2 separate regions of the Homo sapiens genome follow, and region 1 is linked to region 2. A link is an interaction called in ENCODE POLR2A ChIA-PET data of the cell type or tissue named here. Cell type or tissue: Panc1. All regions are shown on one strand. Each heading gives the region's core, and the rest is flanking DNA. Links, peaks and the distances in the headings are about the cores only.

Evidence for each region. Peaks named below come from ENCODE experiments on the same cell type or tissue, not always from the same donor. Only the 100,000 strongest peaks of a DNase experiment are listed, where the experiment ranks them.
Region 1: POLR2A ChIA-PET joins it to region 2 with 10 read pairs; 7 of 35 experiments call an interaction of 5 or more read pairs at or near these places.

Annotation. Positions count from the first base shown.
Region 1 is chr15:100,999,949-101,005,323 of GRCh38, forward strand. The region is part of intron 6 of LRRK1 (leucine rich repeat kinase 1); the gene reads left to right. Among named protein-coding and RNA genes, the nearest start is that of LRRK1, 83 kb to the left of the region's middle. In Panc1, for the core only: no CTCF peak of the experiment used is centred there; no DNase peak of the experiment used is centred there; H3K27ac peaks cover 4,756 bases.
Region 2 is chr15:100,936,337-100,941,711 of GRCh38, forward strand. The region is part of intron 2 of LRRK1 (leucine rich repeat kinase 1); the gene reads left to right. Among named protein-coding and RNA genes, the nearest start is that of LRRK1, 20 kb to the left of the region's middle. RefSeq lists an enhancer at 5,202-5,341. In Panc1, for the core only: no CTCF peak of the experiment used is centred there; no DNase peak of the experiment used is centred there; H3K27ac peaks cover 3,538 bases.

The DNA.
Region 1 (5,375 bases), core at 267-5,266, 64 kb after region 2:
TCTGGTTTCAACGGTAATATTTCCTTTCTTTGTTTAAACATATTGGCAGCCAACCACTAATTCTGATATTTACAATATTTTTTAACAGACATGCTATTGTCAAAACTGACTTCATTGTTTTATCTCATTCAGTCTTTTATTTAAGTGGGTAAACCCCTCTAAGATTAGAAGGAAACTGTCCCCCATTTTCTTGTCTCTCCTTTCCCTACTCCCTGTGGTGGTTATTCTCAAGTCCTTTCTGAAATTCTCCATTTACATCATAGAGTCCTCACAGGCTTTCCCCAAATTTAATAGCTGATTTTTCTGTCATTGTCATTACCTTTTAAAATTACATTTCTAATCTACTTAGCAGGAATGCTTTTGGCTTTCTAAGAGTCTGTTCCTTGCCTTTCCTTTTGTTATCTGTGTGATCATGACCATAATCTGTGTCAATGGAATGTTCCCAGCTCTCTGGTCCCAACCTCCCCTCTCTTCCCTTGACTCATTACCATCTGAATTCTTAGAACTGCTGTAACAAAGCACCCAAAACTGGGTGGCTTAACACAACAGAAATGTATTCTCTCACGGTCCTGGAGGTCAGCAGTCCACGGTCAAGGTGTTGGAAGGGTCGGCTTCTCCTGGAAGCCCTGAGGGAGGGTCTTTCCCTGCCCCTTCCAGCTGCTGGGGACTGCTGGTGGTCCCCAACACTTCTCGGCTTGTGGCCACATCTCCCCCGTCATCTGCTGTCTTCTCCCTGTGTCTTCACATCGTCTTCCCGTTGTCTGCCTCTGTTCACGTTTCTCCTTTTTCATAAGAACACCAGTCATGTTGGATGATGGCCCCCACAATAACCTCATTTTGGCTAGATGACCTCTGTTTTTAATTAAAGTCACATTCCGCAGTACGGGGCGTTAGGACTTCAGCATATCTTTTTGGAGGGACACACTGCAACCCGTCACACCATCCTTGCTGCCTTCACTTCATTGCCCTTGGCCTGGATCCACCTGCCATGGGCCACCTTAGATGCCAGGTAGACGGCCAGTCAAGGTACAGTGTCCTCATCCTCCCGTTTTCAATGCCTCCTTTCTCCTTAAGAGCTTGTCTCTACCAGAGTGCAGGAACTTGAGAAGTAGGTGTTTAGAAAACCCACAATGAATATTCCTCCTGGGAGCAGAGATGAGGCACAGTTTGTTTGGTTCTGTTGTGGCCTTTACATGCACAAGGATGCTGGGACAGAGCTGCTGTCTGTGGTGTTTCCAGTTCTCTGTCACTGAATCCCTGTCACTCAGGGCCCCGTCTGATGGTCTGAGTTCCCAGAGTTCTCTGGGAACCTGTAGCCTTGAAATTTACCTTCAGCTTGTGGGCGTCGGTGCACAGACGCTCTCTGCAGCCATCGTCTCATCTCTACTATAATCACTGGCGTCATGCAGATAACCTGGGATGAGCCTTCAGATGCCATTTCTGGGCCTGCTGCTCTGAGCATCTTTGTTTTCAGGGCTTCTTTTGGCATTTTCTCCAGGCCTTTGAGTGAGTCTCCCCATTTTAGATTAGGTTCATTGATTTTGCAGCTTCTTTGGCTGTTCAGTTGTTCTTATTGTTACTTCTGCGTATCAGAATGTGGCTCTTGTCTTACTGGCTGGTTCAACAAGGAGGAGGCACCGTCCCAGGAATCTTTGCTTAACTGCAGAAAGAAAGACTTGGGGTTTGTATGGGCCAAGAATTGACAAGTTCAAGAACTTTCTGTGTATTTCCCCCCATTGTAACGTGTGTCTTCATTGAATAGATACCTATTAACTGCTTTTACTGTGGTGTGCCCTTTTGTCACTGAGCTATAGTCTGTGCTCTGAAGGGATCTACGGTTTCTAGGGGGGAAGATTCTTACTCATGAGCCATAAGCAAAATACTGACCAACTGACAGGAACAAGGAGCTGCAGACACAGGAAGAGCTATGAATTCTGCTGTGGGGTCAGTGAGACCTAGCAAGGAGCTAACATTACAACGTCACTCCGGCAAGGCTGCTCTTGACCCCACAGAATCGTACAGAGGAACACCTGTGTGCATATGTCACAGGGGCCAGGAATCGTTTTCGGAGTCTGCCCTGGGCTGGGGTGCCAGCCACATCTGCTGAGGTTCAAACCAGGCTAAAAGCTTTGTAGATGCCAGCTCTTCATTGAACAATTTTTTTCTTCAACTAATAGGTTTGCACTGATATAAAAACATAAGAGATGTCATTGTGGGGCAATGCCTCATTCACTGTGACAATTTTATGGCTAACATCTCCAAGAAGCATCATGTGAAGGTGTCTAGCACCCTCCTGAACAGCAGCCTCCATCACCAGATGAGGAGATCTTTCTTATACATCAGTCTCTAATGAAGCAGTTGCCCTTAAATACACCTAATCCTTCTTGAAAGCAATCCAAGTCACCACCACTGCCGTGGAAAACAAGTTTCTGAAATCATTGCACTGAGCCTTCTCGAGAAAGTGGTACTTCCTTTTACTTGGACTGAAATTTAAAGGGCTCATGCTTGAAAAACCAACATGAACACATTCTCCACCTGTTTGTGATAGGGTGGGTGGAGCTTAACCACTCCTGTGTTGAATTGATGGCTTCTCCTTAACCAGCTGTCTTTGATTTTGTAGTTTAGCCTTCATGGATAGGATTATATAATTGCTGGCTTTGCTCTCTCGGAATCTTGTTTATTGTGATTCTGCCTGGACTAGACACAAATAAATAATGAGGGCTAATGAGGGCTTCAGGGCTGGAAGAGTTAGGTTTTAATGTCAAGTGCATGAACATCTTTTTATTTATTTATTTTTTATTTTGAGATGGAATCTGGCTCTGTCACCCAGGTTGGAGTGCAGGGGTGCAATCTCAGCTCACTGCAACTTCCATCTCCCGGGTTCAAGTGATTCGGCCTCAGCCTCCCAAGTAGCTGGGACTACAGGTGTGCACCACCACACCTGGTTATTTTTTCATATTTTTAGTAGAGACAGGGTTTCACCATGTTGTCCAGGCTGATCGTGAGCTCCTGGCTTCAAGTGATCCACCTGCCTTGGCCTCCCAAAGTTCTGGGATTACAGGCATGAGCCACTGCGCCCAGCCCTGGACAACTTTTTTAACTGTGCATTTTTTCTAGTTTCTCTCTGCCACTTTGTGGACACCTGGGCACCCTGTAATGTCTGTGCTTGAACAAGAAAATAACTTTTGTAAATCAGTTTTCAGACTAGCCCCAGACCAGGTAGAAATTGCACAGGTTTTTCAACCTCCATCCAGCCCAGAAACCATTTCCAAGCATGTCTATTTTCCGAGTGTCAACATTTTTGCAGACTTCTGCTTTTTACCACTTCCCTCCCAGCTTGAGTTTATCAGATGTCAGTCCTGCAGAAGCACAGTGGGTATGTGCCTACAGAGAGCTCTGGGAACAGGCAACATCTGCTTTCTCCAAGAGGAGAAAGGAGGTCCACTCTAAGGGTGTATGCAAAGACCCTCTGTATTATTCTCTTTTTACACTGCTGATAAAAACATACTTGAGACTGGGTAATTTATAAAGAAAAAGAGGTTTAATGGACTCACAGTTCCACATGGCTGGGGAGGCCTCACAATCATGGCAGAAGGTGAAAGACACGTCTTACATGGCAGCAGGCAAGAGAGAGAATGAGAGACAAGTGAAAGGGGCTTCCCCTTATAAAACCATCAGATCTCATGAGACTTGTTCACTATCATGAGAACAGTATGGGGGAAACCGCCCCATGATTTAATTATCTTCCACCAGGTGCCTCCCACAACACATAGGAATTATGGGAGCTACCCGTAATTCTCTATCTCCTTCAGGATGAGATTTGGGTGGGGACACAGCCAAACCATATCACCCTCTTAGCTCCAGGCCCAGCCCACCTTGTACTTCCCATGTTGTCCTCCCATCTTGGCCCCTTTGGTCACCATGGTAACCCACATTCCAGTAGGGAGGCGGGGGAGGTCTGCAGCCCCAGAGCACCCCAGCAGCCCTTTGAGCACATGGGCCAGTCAGTTACCAACAGCACGGCTACACCCTTGTGGTCCCCAAAACCCTTCCTACAAATGTCAATGTTGGGCCTACTTGTGAGCCCTGCAGTTGATTTATGAACAAGCAGTTTCTGCACTTTGATTGGCAGCTTTTCCTTGGCCTCGAATTCCCCTGCCCTGGGAGTGTGCCCCTTCCCCTAATTTCTTTTACCCAGAATAAATTAACCCCACAAATCACTGCCAGTAGGAAGGCAAAGGGCATCGCTATAGATCAGAGGCTGCTCTGGGTGGGCAGGGAGAAGCTATGAAAGAGGCAGGAAGACATAAAGTTGGAAAAGTGGGTTGGAGCCAACTGGGGGGCTGTCAGGCTGCAAAGGAGGGACTTTGGATGTTCTGCTAAAGGCGGAGTGGGCTAGGGAGAGCTGAAAGGTCTTGCGCAGACTTTGATATTTCAGGATGATTGATCTGGTAAGAAGTGCACAGAGTGGATAGCTTGCAGGTCTTGGTGGCTTGAATCTCTTCAGCTCACAAACACTGATTTAGTGTCTGCTGCATAGTGGGTATGAGGTTGAGCTGCAGAGGCAGCCAGGCAGGGCTCTGCACTGTGGGGTGTGCAGTCCGGGTTCCGGTTGGCCATGCTGTCTGCCACAGCAAAAGAAATGTGGGCTGAGTCAGTGCCACACAGATCAGTGGAGAGGTTAATACAAAGTGTCTCAAGCTGAACAGAGCCCAAAAAAGTGCTCACCTCCACTGCGGCTTGCCCAGAGTCCACGTGGAGTTAGTTAAGCAGCCTGAGGCTGAGCCCCTGCTCCTTCTGCAGTTCAGGGCTCCAGCCCCAGCTCAGGGGATGTGGAGGAGGTGCTGAGAGGGAGGCTGCCATTGTAAGGACAGCCACACCTAAGCCCTTCCCCAAGGTATTTGTACCATAATTGGGTCATGTTACAGTAATAATTTGATTACTTGCTGTTGTTTTGTTTATTTTATGATGGTCCCCAGAGTTTTATTTAAAGATTTTCAATAGAGACTTAAGATTTGTTGTCAAAGCCAAAACCATAACCAGCCTCCCCTGCATCTTGCATTTGGCTGCCATTTCAGTTTGGGTACCAACCATTCCATACGGAAAGACCATAATGGCCACGCAGAGTGAGTGGAGAGGGTTGGATTGCAATCTGGACACCTTGATTCCATGTTCAGCTGTCTGGCCCTTGCCCCTGAGACCTGGGTGTGTCTCTGTGAATCCAGGAAGGAGAGGCAGACAGGCCCTGTGGAGCCTTTTTTGACTTGGCATTGCAAAGTCCACATGGTGACCTTCCTGTCAGCCTGTTGCTGGGCTGACTGTCATGCTTATCCAAAGACTCCTACCCAAAGGCCACTGTACTTTGCAAGACGACC
Region 2 (5,375 bases), core at 214-5,213:
ATGTGTGTGTGTGTCTGTAAATACATGGTATCATTTCTGCCTTGCCAGGTGGATTCCCCCTGGGCTACCATCTATTGCGCAGGGGTTGGCATGAACTCCACAATGTCATCCACTGAGATTAGGGAATAGGCTTTATTAAGAGAAAGAAAATCACAAAGCCTGAATCTGCAAGATGGCATGGCATGTGGCCCCCAGCCTCTCCTTTAACAAGAAGCTATGCCAGGGCATCTACTGGATAGGGCTGGATGGGGCTGGGTTCTACTCCAGCCAAGGGTCCAGCCTGGGTCTTCCCTCTCAGAGCCCAGCCTGTCAATAGCATGCTAGCTGTGGGTGCTGGCTGCTTCTATGGGGCAACTTGGGGTCTGTGGGATGTGCAGTCCTCTATGATGAGCCACTAGACCCATGGGAAACTGAGCTTGGGTGCTATCACTTCAGCTGGGAGAAGGAGGCATCTCAGCTGGCTCATTGTCCAGCTGTGGTAGGGATGGGGTAACCAGAGTCCTGTTTTGTCAATCCTGCTCCTTTCAGAACAGTTTCCATACTAAAAATGTTGGATTAAATATTTTCATACTATGCCAGTCTTTTTGCATCTTGCTTCTTCAACCAACATAAGTTTGATAATATAAGTATGTCCTATATTTTCCAAGAAGCAGAATACATCACTTTGCCTATAAAACCATACAGGCCTGGTGCTTTTTAATGGGTAGATGTCTCACTATTGATTCTCTGTCTTTAAAGGTTATAGGTTTATGTAAATGTTCTATTTCTTCTTGAGTTATTTTATGCAATACAATTTTTAGATAGTTATCCATTTAATCTAGATTTTCGAATATTTTAGCATGAAGTTGATAATGGTTCAGGATTTTAAAATATATTTTTAAACTATCTTATTCATTTTTAATAGATGAATCATATACTTACACACAATTTAAAAGAAGTACAAAAGGGAATACAATAAAAAGTACCCATTCCCGCCCCCTACCCAAACTTACTACCAATTGCCGTCTCTTCCAAAGAATCAGGGCTACTATTTAGTTCCCCTTTTTTATTGGCCTCAGAAACCACAGTTTTTAGGCCTGGACTCAAAATGGCACATTTTTCTCTTTTCATAAGTCTTTAGCTACGTGGAACTTTAAAATGTTATATTTTTGTCTTAGATTTCTTTTTTTAAAATGTTTATTTATTTATTTATTATTTTATTTTATTTATTTATTTTGAGGCGGAGTCTCACTCTGTCCCCCAGGCTGGAGTGCAGTGGCGCGATCTCAGCTCACTGCAAGCTCTGCCTCCCAGGTTGATGCCATTCTCCTGCCTCCACCTCCCAAGCAGCTGGGACTACAGGCGCCCGCCACCACGCCCGGCTAATTTTTTTGTATTTTTAGTAGAGACGGGGTTTCACCGTGTTAGCCAGGATGGTCTCGATCTCCTGACCTCGTGATCCGCCCGTCTCGGCCTCCCAAAGTGCTGGGATTACCGGCGTGAGCCACTGCGCCCAGCCTATTTATTTCTTTATTTATTTACTTACTTACTTAGAGACAGGGTCTCACTCTGTCACCCAAGCAGGAGTGCAGTGGCGACCTCTCGGCTCACTACAGCCTTGACAGCCTGGGCTTTAGCGATCCTCCTACCTCATCCTCCTAAGTAGCTGGGACTACAGGCGCACACCACCATGCTTGGCTAATTTTTGTATTTTTTTTTTTTTTGTAGAGATGGGGGTTCACCATGTTGCCCAGGTTGGTCTCGAACTCCTGAGCTCAAGCAATCCACTTGCCTCAGCCTCCCAAGGTGCTGGGATTACAGATGTGAGCCACCACACCCGGCCACTTTTTAAAATTTTTTATTACAGAAACTTTTGAACACAGTACACAAGTAGAGAGAATATTAAAATGCACCCCTTTGTACCCATTACCCAATTTCAGTAATTATCACACATGGGCAATCTTTTTTTTAACCCTCTTGTTTTTAGTTGACATGTAATAATTGTGCTTGTCTATGGGATACAGAGTGATACTTGGATACATGTATACAATGTGTAATGATCAAATAAGGATAATTAGCATATCTATCACCGCAAACATTTTTCATTTCTTGGTGTTGGGAACATGCAAAAGCCACTCTTCTAGCTTTTTGAAAACAGACCACAAACTATTGTTAACTCGATTCCCCCTCCAGTGCTCTGGTGCACTGGAACTTACTCCTCCCATGCAGGTAACCCACCTTCTGCCATCCTCCCTCCTTCCCCCACATGGCCAATCTGCATCCATGTAAACCCCCTTCTCTCTCTTTCCAGATGATTTAGAACCCAATTCCATACTTATAGCTTAAGAAGTCTAGAAAAGAAAAAACAAAATACATTTAACATACGTTTAAATGTATGTTTAAAAGTGTATGTTAATGTATGCCCACAATAGCATGCTGTTGACAGGCTAGGCTTCTGAGAGGGGAGACCCAGGCTGGACCCTTGGCTGGAGAGGGCCGGGTGTGGTGGCTCATGCCTGTAATCCTAGGACTTTAGGAGGCTGAGGTGGGTGGATCACCTGAGGTCAGGAGTTTGGGACCAACCTGACTAACATGGAGAAACCCCATCTCTACTAAAAATACAAAAAACTAGCGAGGCATGGTGGCGGGCACCTGTAATCCCAGCTACTCGGGAGACTGAGACAGGAGAATCGCTTGAACCCAGGAGATGGACGTTACAGTGAGCCCAGATCATGCCATTGCACTCCAGCCTGGGCAACAAGAGTGAAACTCCATCTCAAAATAAATAAAAAAGTCAAAATATCAAATATCTAGTCAGTGTTCAAATGTCCTGCATTGTCTCTGTTTTTATCACTGGTTTGTTTGGGGCAGGTTTGTTGAGTCAGTGCCCTTGCATGCTGGGACATGGGACAGTACAGTTCCTAAGTCTCTTAATTTCTATCTTTCTCCCTCAATTTCTTTTTCATTGCAGTTTCTTTTGTTGATAAAGCCATATTGTTTGTCCTTTGCAATTTTCCACAGTCTGGATTTTTGGCAATTGCATTTCTATGTGTGGCCTGACATGTTCCCACCTTCCCTATGTTTTTGTAGATCCAGAGGCCTGATTAGATTTAGTAAGATGTTTTGGCAAAAATGCCCAATAGATGGTGGGTTCTTCCTCCTGCATCACCTAGTCACAGAATGTCTAATTGTCTCTCTCTGATGTTTAGAGTTTTTTAATGATTTTCAGTGGTGTCAGCGCAATCACTCTTTATAAACGTCCTAATGGTTTTTCGACTTTTCACACAATGGTTTTATCAGTCATTGATGGTTGCTTAGATCAATTATTTAATTTGAGGTTGCAAAGTGGTGTTATTTTAAGTCTATCTTACCTTCTTCATTTATCAGCTGAAAGTGATCTCTAAAGAAGAAATTTCTTCCATTAACTCTGTGGTACCCTGAGTTACAGTTTGTACAGCAAAGTCGGGGTAAATAGTTGGGTTTTTTTCTCTTAGTTTTCTTATTCATTCTACTGAAAATAAGTCAATTCCCTAGCACCTTTTGAAGGCGGCCAATGAAGGTGGGGTTTTTTTTCCTTAGTATCATTATGAACTCATGAATTTTAATTTATTTGATTCTTGATGCTAACGCTGTTCCTCTTTTGCCAGTAGGCCCCCTGAGTAGGTTCCTCTATCTTTTGGCATGACCCCAGAAGTCTTTGATAACTTCCTTGCTTTCTGATGTGACAAGACATCCAGGGCCAGATTGTCCATATCCTGCCCCGGATGCACGATGCACTGTTTCTCCAAGAATCCCTGTGTCCTTTGCTGATGATGCCATGATTTTAAGTTCTCTAATATAGTTTTATCTCTTTGTTTCAGATAATGCTTTTGTGTTCTCACATGTCCTGCTCTCTCTCTCTCTCTCATTTTGTTGTTGATCAGTCTTTCCATAAGATTGTTTATTTCACTAGTCCTTCATTCTTCTTTTTTCTAAATTTACTCTTCTTGACTAGTATCCTGTCACTTCTGAGGACTCATATTTTTGCAACTTGAAAATTATTCTTATTTATTTAAGTATATGTTTCTGAAACTCTCATTAGACACATTTTGAAAAACTTCAAAAAATATCTTCAATGTCTCTCACTCTTTTATCTCTGCTCCCGGCCTCCTTGTCTTTTGGTGCTGCATCCTCCTCTTGGTCTTCCAGATTCCTGATTTGTCCTTCAACGGTGTCTCTGCTCTGCAGCTCACCCACTGTGCTTCACAGTGCAACTCTTCTCGTTTTAATTCCCAAGAGTTTTAGTTGATTCTTGTTTGTGGATGCTGCATCCTCCTGTTTCTCTCCAAGACATCAGTAATATTTATTCTGAATTCATTCTCGCTCTGCTAACATTAATTCTGTGTAGAGAGGGGCCCTGGAGGTGCTGGAAAGCTGGAGCCTGAGATTCTGCTTAGGGAAGCTCCCATGCTAACTCAGTCTTTTCCTCCAAGATAAGGATGAACAGTTGACAATACCAAGCTGTGTTGTGAATCAGGAAAGCCCAAAGCTGTCTTATCTCAGTGACTGTGTGATTTGTGTAGGTTTGCCCCGAACAGTAATGTGAGGATGCAGCAAGATGTGCAGGCCCTCTGACCTGGCTAGACCCTGCCTTGCAGAGACATTGTCACTGTCAGCTGCTCACTTCCTCCTGGGGACTCTGAGGCCCAAGGGGGACAGTGGTGAAATATGACACAGCTTCTCCCCTAGGTGATCAGACTGCTTCCAATGAGCCTGTGCCCTTGGCTACATAAAGAGGAAACATAAATATTTTCTGTGTGTGTGTGTCTGTGTGTGTCTCTTTGTATGTGTGTCTGTGTGTCTGCATATCTATGTGTGTGTCTGTGTGTCTTTGTGCATGTGTGTTTCTGTGTGTGTCTGTATGTGTCTGTGTGTGTGTCTGTGTGTGTCTGTCTGTGTGTGTGTCTGTGTCTCTGTGTGTGTCCGTGTGTGTGTCTGTGTGTGTCTATGTGTGTGTGTCTGTGTGTGTGTGTCTGTGTCTCTGTGTGTGTCTTTGTGTGTGTGTGTGTGTGCCTGTATGTGTGTGTCTGTGTCTCTGTGTGTGTCTGTGTGTGTCTCTGTGTGTGTGTGTGTCTGTGTGTGTGTGTGTGTCTGTGTGTGTCTATGTCTCTGTGTGTGTGTGTGTGTGTGTGTGTGTGTGTGTGTGTGTAAGGTGGGATGTCTCTTCCTGCTGATCGGTGGCCTGCCTGTGTGCTGGCTTGGTTAGAGGAGTTTCGTGCTTCTCTTTATGGCGCTGCTCTTCCTCAGATGCTTGCGGGTGCCTGGGTGGATGCTGACTGTTCTGCTCGGGATTCCCCGTAGCTGTCTGTGAACACAGCATTTGTCACAATAGCCTGCGAAGAGGAGGGCCAGGGGAC